2 separate regions of the Homo sapiens genome follow, and region 1 is linked to region 2. The links are chromatin contacts, found by Hi-C or POLR2A ChIA-PET in ENCODE. All regions are on one chromosome and are shown on one strand. The core of a region is the stretch at or near the end of the contact, and the rest is flanking DNA. Distances in the headings are between cores, read along the strand shown. Region 1 overlaps BACH2 (BACH transcriptional regulator 2). Region 2 overlaps BACH2 (BACH transcriptional regulator 2).

What was found. Hi-C counts contacts between places; a loop is a spot of excess contacts on that map. ChIA-PET counts read pairs that join two places held with the same protein, here RNA polymerase II (POLR2A). Pooled maps may share reads with other maps.
Region 1: a loop to region 2 is called in a map of CD4-positive, alpha-beta T cell, with 2.5 times the contacts of the local background. The contact joins two enhancer-like sites. A Hi-C loop is called at or near these places in 5 of 168 maps with a recorded cell type or tissue (CD4-positive, alpha-beta T cell, CD8-positive, alpha-beta T cell and naive thymus-derived CD4-positive, alpha-beta T cell) and 10 of 50 pooled maps. POLR2A ChIA-PET finds 5 or more read pairs at or near these places in 7 of 52 experiments (HEK293, T-cell, activated B cell and 3 more).

Annotation. Positions count from the first base shown.
Region 1 is chr6:90,192,624-90,197,810 of GRCh38, forward strand. The region is part of intron 4 of BACH2 (BACH transcriptional regulator 2); the gene reads right to left. Among named protein-coding and RNA genes, the nearest start is that of BACH2, 100 kb to the right of the region's middle. RefSeq lists a silencer at 2,007-2,301. Within about 2 kb of position 1,829, at least 3 of the 41 ENCODE cell types and tissues checked have a DNase peak (open chromatin) inside an H3K27ac peak, as active enhancers do.
Region 2 is chr6:90,232,224-90,236,826 of GRCh38, forward strand. The region is part of intron 3 of BACH2 (BACH transcriptional regulator 2); the gene reads right to left. Among named protein-coding and RNA genes, the nearest start is that of BACH2, 62 kb to the right of the region's middle. Within about 2 kb of position 1,853, at least 3 of the 41 ENCODE cell types and tissues checked have a DNase peak (open chromatin) inside an H3K27ac peak, as active enhancers do.

The sequences.
Region 1 (5,187 bases), core at 579-3,078, 40 kb before region 2:
AAAAAAGTTACTGTACTGTAGAAAATCACTCTAACCACAAGCTAAGTTTTTGGCTAAGAGTTAAACTTCATTCATTTGGATTTCACTAGTTTCACAAGAAGAAAAAGTGATTAACCCTAGTGTAAGTAAAATTCCCTTGAGAATATATTAGATTCTTAAGAAAACAAAACAGTAAGCAACCTTAGGCACTCACTTACATATAAATCCTTAGGGTGTTAACTGAAAAGCATTCCTAGCCATGCTAGAATAGGATTCTCAAACTTGAACACTGATTACCTTTTTGAGAGCTCTCTGGACAGGTGTGCTCAGAAGCACTGGAAGATACAGGAGAGTTTGATACACATTCTGAGAAAGATGGGGTGGCTCCTGTGTGTGCATGTGGCCATCTAGCACAATCACTATTCAGCACGGGACTACATTTCCCAGGCCACTTCACCTCCAGGTGCAGCCACGTGACTAGTGCTCAACAAAGGAATATGAGAAAAGATGGTGCTTTACTTCAAGGCGACTGTGATTAAGAAGTGAGGTGCAGACAATTGCAAGATGGTGTTACAGGATGAATTATGTCCCCTCAAAATTCACATGGTGAAGTCCTAACCCCCAGTACCTCAGAAAGTGACCTTATTTGAAAATAGGACCATTACAGATGTAATTAGTTAAAATGAGGTCATACTGGAAGAGAGTGTGCCCCTAATCCAATATGACTGGTGTCCTTATAAAAAGGGAAAATTTGGATACACACAGGAAAAGAGGGAAGATGATGTGAAGAGACTCGGGAAAAGGTGACCTTCTACAAGCCAAGGAGCAAGGCCTGGAAGAGATCCTTGCCTCACAGTCCGCAGAAGAAACCAACCCTGCTGACACCTTGATCTTCGACTCCTAGTCTGCAGAACTGTGTGACCACACATTTCTGTTGTTTAAGCCACCCAGTCTGTGGTACTCTGTTACAGCAGCCTGAGCAGACAAAATAGATGGTGAGGCCAGAAGACGGAAGGCACCTGAGTTCAGGATTCCTGAATCACCTCTCAATAAAAGCACTTCACTGATCAGAAATACTTCCACTGGGCTGAGAGCTGAGCAAGAAAGGAAACTAGTTGTGTCAAACCATTCAATTTTGAGGGCTTATCTGTTATACCAGCTGTCATTACCTACTATAGGACCTAATTAATTTAAGTGGCAAGTAATTTTAAATTATTTTACATGAAAACAAACATGGACCTATCACATATCACAGGGAACAATCCATGTAAAATTTTAGGATTAAAAACACTTCAAAGAAAATTTGAATTTACAGGAAGATATTTTGGGGTAAATTCTCTCAAATCCTCCATAGGGTATAAATTTACTCTCTTCTGCCAATAGAAGTAGAATTTCCTCAAGAATATTAAACAAGTCACAATGTCAAAGTTGCTGGAACTTCAACTACGCCACATAATCCACTTAATTTTTTTTTTTTGAAATTAAGTGGAGCATTTCTATCAAGTAGCCCAAGTATGTAAAATTTTACTTGGGTACTAAAGATGAGAACACTGTGAAATGAGTTATCAGCCTTTTCCAAAGTTCTCAATATTTTTATAATCAATCTGAAAAGAAGTCACTAGGTACAGAATACCTTCTGTTTGAATATGGACAAAAAATGTACCCTCTTTTATGACAGGGTAACTGATACAGAATAAATACTGGATACCATTTTCCATTTTTGATTTTTTTTTTCTGACATGAAGAAAAAATGAAATGATAACTATCTTCGGTAAGACTTAGAGTTATAGTTCAAAATACCTCAAAAGCCGAGCTGGCAGCTGGCTTCTCATGTTTATAGAAAAGCTAGGATGATTCAGCCTGAGCTCAGAGCTCAATTTAGATCATAGCATCTGGATTCAAAACACATGTGAGATGTGGCAGCCGATTTTCAGGTCATGACTGATCCAAGACAGAGATTGCAGACCACTCACCAGCATTATTCCAAATGGAGAAAGTGCCTGAGAGAAACAGAAGTCTCAAAGGTATTTGGAAGCCCACTCCAAACTGTTAGGGAACAGGTAACATCAGCATTTTCTGCATCCAGCAGCTTTAAGCAGGTGCCGCAGAAGCCAAGGGCCTGAGGATGACACTGAACAGCTTTGTCATGACATTCAGCCTTGCCATGGTCAGAAAACATCCCTCACCCATGACTTCTTTCCTGAACTGGCTATTGTTCAGATTAAACTATGGGAATCTGGTAATAAATTGGAAAACCTCTGACAGCACACACTTCCTGCTAAGATCTGTGTTTAACTTTGCTTTGTTTCGAAGAGAAAAACTGTAGTAAAGAAAAAGGAAAAATAAATGTAAATGCCCTTTTTCTTGATGAGAAGAAATCATAGTCACAGTAATTCTAATATAAACTACACAATGAAATCTAAAAGAAGAGGGGAAAATCCCCAGCTCAGTTTCAATCTCTATTGGAATTCACCTTGTGCCTTCCTTGATTTTCCTTGGATATGACATGTCCAGATGTGGGTGATTCTGCAGCTATGGATTTTATGTGCAATAAAAAAATGCTTCTCCTGCTGCTTTTCCTCACCTCCCCCCTCCCCCATCTCTTTTCCTCTCTCTCCTCCTTGTCTCTTTGTTGTGAATGTCAGGGCTGTCAGTGTCACAGTCTGACATGATTAGCGTTTCTGACATTACACCAAGAAGCAGACAGAGAGCAAGGAGAGCGAGCAGAGGGGAAGGCAGTTATGAGTAGCCATTTAAAGAAGTCCAAGGAAAAAACAAGCACAACCACCTTTCTCTGAGGTTCCTTGATTACAGGGCAGTTTATAAATCACCTTGGATTTTTCTCATTTATCCTATTAGTCTGTTTTCCTGTTCCTCTGGAGATCCCTAAGGTGTGGATCTAGTCTGTGAGATCAAAGCCAGCGGCTCTAATAACAGATAAGACAGAATTCGTGATTCAGCGGATTCTAAGGTTGTGAAGTGTAACAATCAGCGCACTTTGGGAAGATAGCGCCAGTCCATTTCGAGTATTGATTCGCTGCACTTTGTCACTCTAATGATGTTATCTCATTAAAAGAGATAAATGCCCCACTGTTCTTCTAAGAGCATCTGCTTCTTACTCTTCTCTCTTTTTCAACAGCATGGCTCTCAGCAGCAGCACATTAAAATCAAATTGAAATCCAATGCAAGGCTTGGCTACAGAGCAGCTAAGGTATCTTTTTAATTGCTTTTTCCTACTCTCAACCCCCTTCCAGCTCCTCCACTACAGTCCTTCAAAGAAACAAGCAACATAAAGAGAAAGAGATGTAGAAAGTAATCATAATAGAAAGCATTTGCTGAGTGTCTGTTACATAGGGACTCCACTGTGTCAACATTTAACTTATTCCTACCTTGTTAGATAGGTAGAACAATCCTCAGTTTGCAAATAAAGAAACGGAGTTTTGACTTTAGGTAACTTGCCCAAGATCATGAAGGTAGCGAGAGAATGAGCCACAATTTGAACAAGGGTCCATTCAATGCAAGTACTTTTTTTTTTTTTAATCTCCATTTCATTCATGGAACAAATAAGAAAATATGATTGCAACTTGATTAGAATAGGTGAAAAAATGTAAAAGAAGGTAGCAATTATTCTTCAGCCTGCTAATAGCCAAGAACACAATGCCATAGGTTTTGTTTCAACAGATTTCTTATTAAATAAAAAAGGTAGCAATTTTTCATAATGAATGTTTTATACATTATTCCTTTGTGTATCAGGCCTCTAAAGTACACATTATTAAAGTCTATTAAAGTCTGTATTTAGCAGCATTACTAATGTGCCTTTGGGGAAATTATTACAATGAAACAGCATCAGTCTTTCACAAAATTTCAATTGTTTAATATTCCTTTTCTTATCTTCAATACACGTGTCTATTTTTAGCTATAATCAGACCTCATCCCAAATGCCGTAATCCCAGCCTAGAGCTGTCACAGCAAATTGTTTATGGGTTGGATTTAAGAAATAACAAGAAACACAGACATTGTTAATTTCACCCAACACTTTTTTTTTCATGATTGGTTGCAGTTTTCCTACAGTTCTCATTAACAGGTGCTCCTTGATCACTATGACACGCGATGATACTTTATCTCTCTGGTTAGGGTTGGTTATCTTAATTAATTGCTTATATTTATATTTAACTGAAACTAGCCTCAAGATGCCACTTTATTAAAGTTTGAGAGTGGTAAGAAATTACAAAACTATTCCATTAAAAAAAATAGAAAAGAAAACCAAATAAACCAGAAGAACATATAAACTATGATTAGTCAAATCAAATCTCTGCATTTAAAAGTAAACATCATTTACTAGATGTCTACTGGACTAGAAATATGTGTCTTCTGAACAGTAACTGAGGAGTTTCTGCAAATTATTCTGCAAATTGTAAATAGGCATCTCTACCTTTTTATTACATTAATTTTATCACACAGTATGAAGTTTTTTTAAAAACAAAGCCAATGATGTACATATATTCAAAAGCACAAGATTCTCTGAAAATATAGAAAATACTGCTAGGCTTATTTTACGAAGACAAAGGACAATAGGAAGCTGGGAAGAATACCAGCAAACAGCTATACGTTATAAGGCCTCTGTATCACAAAAATGAAGGGAAAATAAAGCCAATCTAAAGTATTACGTACTTAAATTAATAAACTGGATTGGAAGCAATCATTCCATTATAAATTTCCTTTCATACATAGCAATCCCACTGAGATGATACCTTTGTAAAATCAGGCAAAAATCAATTGTTAATATTCTAGAGATGGACAAACCACAGATTAAGTACCTAAATAATCATGTTTCCAATCACCAATTAACTAAGTAGAATTCTCTTAATTGTATCTATTAAGGCCTACTAATTGACAGAAAAAGGGCAGAGTTGAGGACTTGGAGAAAGAAGACAGAAGCATTCCTCTGCCTGATTCATAAAGGTCAGAATCCCCTGGCCGTTGTTGTAGGAACCCAGCCATCACCAGTCACAAAGAAAAAGGCAGCAGCACACTTTGAGTATCCAAAGGGCCTCTTTACTGAGGCTGCATGGCTGTTGTGGGCTTAGTCCAACATGATGATGTAGGACAAGAACCTACCAGTTCAATCAACATGCAATTAAAACTCCTGATGAAGGACGGCCCAGGGCAGTCCATTGGTTTGGGGCAGGGGACGCAGAGAAGCAAAGC
Region 2 (4,603 bases), core at 603-3,102:
AAACCTACCTCTGCAGGTGTTTCTCCCTTACCTGCCTTAATCTGTGGCCCAGGTTAAGCACACCTGCAGGCAGGCTCAACCCAAGATAGCCAGGAGTTCTATTATGAGTAGACTGATGTAGAAAGATCTCTCTTGAAATTCCCTTTAGCTGACAAAGCATTGAAATCACCTCTGCAAATAGCTGGAATTGTGTATTTATTTTTCTTTTCTCTGTTTAAAATTTAGCAGAAATGTTAATAAGAAAAGAAATGTCCAGTAGATGAACAACAGGCCCAGAAGGAAAGAGAAATGAAGACCAAGATAATACACAAACCAGATTATCAATCTTGAAATAATCCAGAAGTAGACATATGATAGATCATACTATGTGAGTTTTTCTAATCCTAAACACAAAGGGAATATAAAGAGGTGTGCAGTAGGGCTGCATGTCAACCACTTTAAACTAATGCTAGCCAATACCTGTGTAGAGCTGCAAACTATTTTTCTGCTAGAATTTTAAGAGAACTTTTAAGTTTTGAAAATTGATTCCCATGACACTTCTCTTTCCGTCTTCATAATAGCTGCCAAAAAGTTCAAAACCACATTTATGGCCTGTCTCTAAGAAGTCCTTAAATGGTCTTTCTTGACATCTTTTATTAATTCCTAGCCTCATTTTCTCACTTTTTTGTTGTCTGCTTTAGTGGGGAGTATCTCTGAGGCCAAATTAAAACTTTTTACAATAATACAGGTGTATTATTCAACAGATAGCCTTCATTAAGCCTCAAATATTTATGGGGGCTTCTCTTCCAGACCATCCCTCTTTGATCCATGAGGCAGGAGATATCATGTTTCAACAAGAATTTGTTTCAGTTCACAGAGAAGCTGAAGCAACATCAATTTCTCATACTTGTTTCAATCACATTTGGAATTGATAAGCTAAAATAGAGAAGAGTGCTATGCTAGGAAGCTGGGATCATGAGGAGGTGAGAAGCCACCTTTTTTTTATTTGGGAGCTTGCACTCATGACTTTGGCCAGACCCCAGAAGACACATAAGTTCCCTGTGGTAAAGTATTTATTGGACTATCACCCAATCCTTTCTTCTACATGAGAATATCACTTTGGCAGATGTACACCAAAGCCTTCTCTGGGTATAAGTCTTCAGCCTGCCTTGGATGGATCTTGTCTGCTTCCGTCTGCCTGTGCACACAGGCTGCCAGCCCCACTCCACCCTCCAGTAAAACCTACTTGACTATGTATAGTGCTGGCTTAGAATGACACAGATTTAGGTTCAAGTTTTGCATCCTTTAATGGCTATATGACCCTGGACAAGGTATCAAACTCTATGAGTCTCAGGTACCTCGCCTGACAATTGGGAATAATAAAGAGTCCCTTTTGGGGTTTATGTGAGGATTACATTAATGCTCATAGGGTCCTCGACAAAATGCCTGGCACACCAAAGTCAATGCTCAATAAATATCAGCGATTGGTATTACAATTATGTTATTATAATTCTTTGAGGAACTGCTGGTGGCCAGTGTAAATCCTATGGTCTTTATCTCTCCTGACCCCATCCACAGGCTCATGTGACAATTTTCCCAGGATCATTTCAATTTTCTGCGATCAGAGAGAATGCCAGCCACGGCCCTATGGACCAGGGACAAGATAGCACACCTGAGCAGAAAGAAAGAGGACCACTAGCCTTGGGATAGAATTATCCCTCACTTCACCCTCACTGTCGGCATGTTCAGAGACTAAGTGCTTATAGAACCAGACTCAGGGTTTTCCTGTTAGTCTGAAGAGTGCTTCATCTCTTCTAGGCTTTCACTGGCAGAGCCACAGGATGAGAACACTCTCGGCCCCTTATCACCACCCACATCAGCAACACTGAGGCCAGCATCAGGGTCTTCTGGGCTGTGCGGATTGGGGAGCCGATGATGTAGTTAAGTTTCCTGGAAATACAGGCAGCAATTTCCTGTGGCTTCCTCTGTTTTTGATGTAGAGATGAGCACAGGTAAAAACTAAACACATCAAGGATCAGCGCTTCAGTCGGTGGTGCAAGTGCGGAAAAATACTGTCATTTCCTCACAAACAGATTCAGAAGTGCAAAGTATAAGCCACTTTCCAGAGAGCATGCTCCCCAGCAAGGACCTGTACAGTAGGGCTGTGAGTTGACAGTGAATAGATGGGCATTCCCATGAACTTACTTGCTTACCCAAGTGATCAAGAACCAGAATTTCCATGAAGGTCAATGTTTTGTATAAACCTTAGCCTGAAAAAGCTCTGGTCTGCTCACAGAGCTTCAGTCAAGCCTTCTCCAGAATTTGCAGCCAGGTCAGAAAAAAAGGTCACTTTCAGAAGTGGAAAGCAGTACAAATTTTAGTTAAAATTTTAGATGAACTAAACTGTTTATACAACTATCCTAAAAGATAGTTTAGAATTAAATAAAACAATGTGCACTACATTTGGGAAACAGCCAGGTTCAAAGAAGGTGGTCACAGTGTATTCTTAGAACCAGAATGGAATAAAGAAAATGATACATGTTATGGTTATGATAGCATAACCTGCTGATGAAAGAACAGCAGCAGCAGGATGTACAGTTTGCAAAGGGTCCACTCAAATCAGAGTGAACCCAGATGGTGCTAGAGGCAGCCTAGGGCCAAATCCCACCTTTGGCACTCACTAGCTGGGTGACCTTGGGCAAGTCATTTAAACTTCCATTTCTTCATGTGATTTTGTTTCTCCATCATTGGCTCCCCTTCCTTTGTGAAAAGTTGCCCCTCCCCATACCAACTGGGGCACCCATCATCATAGTCAGCAACCTGACCTAAAGATAGCTCAGGTATAAGACATGGTAAAATCTTTTTTGCTTTAGTCCGTTGCTTGTAACCAAAAAACCAAGACCTTTTTTCGGCTGCAAGCAAAAGAGATTTAACACCTAATTTGCAGAAGTTGCTAGGAGCATTAAACGAAGTCACACAAAGCAAACACAAGAAATGCTGGTTGCATTCATAGAAAGGAAGATTAGTGTGTGGTTAAAAGCAAAGGTATTGAGTCCATCTGCATGGGTTCAAATTCCAGCACCCCTTAGAACAGAGATAAATCACTTAACATCTTTGCTCTCGGTTTCCCAGTCTGTAAAAACAGAGCTAATAATAGTAATTACATCACAGGGTTGTGAAGATTATGTCAAAGTAGATAAAGCATTTAGAACAGTGCCCAACACAGTAAACATTCAAGAATTAGCCATTATTATTACAAAGGTAGAACTGTTTTGATTACTGTTAAGGATGTTGTAAAAGTCAGTGATCTATAGAGAAATGCCCTTCAACTAAAAAAGCCAGGGATTGTGGCACAAGCCTGTAGTTCCCAGCTACCTGGGAGGTGGAGGCAAAGAGGATCCTTTCAGCCAAGGAGTTTGAGCCTGGGCGATATAGTGAGACCCTGTCTCTAAAAAATTTTTTTAAATTTAAAAACATTTTTAAATAGGAAAAGAAAATAATCCTTCTTCTGGGTAATCCAGCTTGATGGACAATCCCTTAGAGACAATTAGAAAGGATGCATTTACTCAGAATTTAGTAAGTTCTAATATTGGGCCTCCTGAATGAACTTACTGACCAGCAGGATGTGGCCTGAGCAAATGACCCATGTCAGTTGTGCTGCCTGGCCTTCCTCTTTTCATTGTCAAGAATACATGAGCATATCAATTATGAATTAATCTCTCATAAATTTAACTATAAGTCAATTCTTGCAAGTCACATCTCTCAAAAAGAACTAATAAAACTGATTTTGGTCCTGTGGCTATTCACCAGGGCTATGCCCTTATGGGGGCCACCCAGCAACCAACCAGCCTCACTCTTGCTGAAATCTGTTAATTGCAGCTCAAGCCTGTTTTACTAACTAAATGCAGTGTCTCCTTCACCACTGCTTCCTGTGTGATATCACTAACTCATTCCTTCATTCATTTATTCAATCATATAAGAAACATTTATTGAGCACCACCTAGGTGCCAGGTGCTGGGCTCAGTATTTGTTAAGCAAAAGCAAGCAATAAACAGTGCTCAAAATGCTTTTTAGAGTTTAGTGAGGAAGGCACGTCAACTAACGATTAGAAACAGTATGCTAGGCCAGAGACAAACCTGAGCCATGAGGGACCTCAGGCCTGCATGGTGGGACCCAGAAAGAGTTCACACAATTAGCACAAAGCACTTGGGAAGCGAACAGTTTACCCAGGGCACAGAAAGAGTAGACTGGAAAGATACATAGGTCTGAGACATTCTGGGATTTAGACACCTTGCAAAGGAAGAGAAGTCTTCGGAAGATTTTAAGCAAAGTCATGCCATGATGTTTAGTTTTGCCTTTAGAAAGAACATTTGGTTGGCAGTATGGAAGATGAACCAAGGGGCTGGCCATATGTGCAAAGCAGGAGGCAGGTAAAGAGTTTCCTGTGTTTGTCCAGAAGAGAAATGGTAAAGCCTGAACACAGGGCAATAGATGAGGGAGCAAAAAAGAGAGTCTCTGGGATTTCAGGATATGAAACCACCTGATTCCATGAAGCTATCTTACTTTAGCTCACTGTATAGAAAACTGTGCCTGTCACTGTTCAGCTACTTCTTGAAAGAACTGA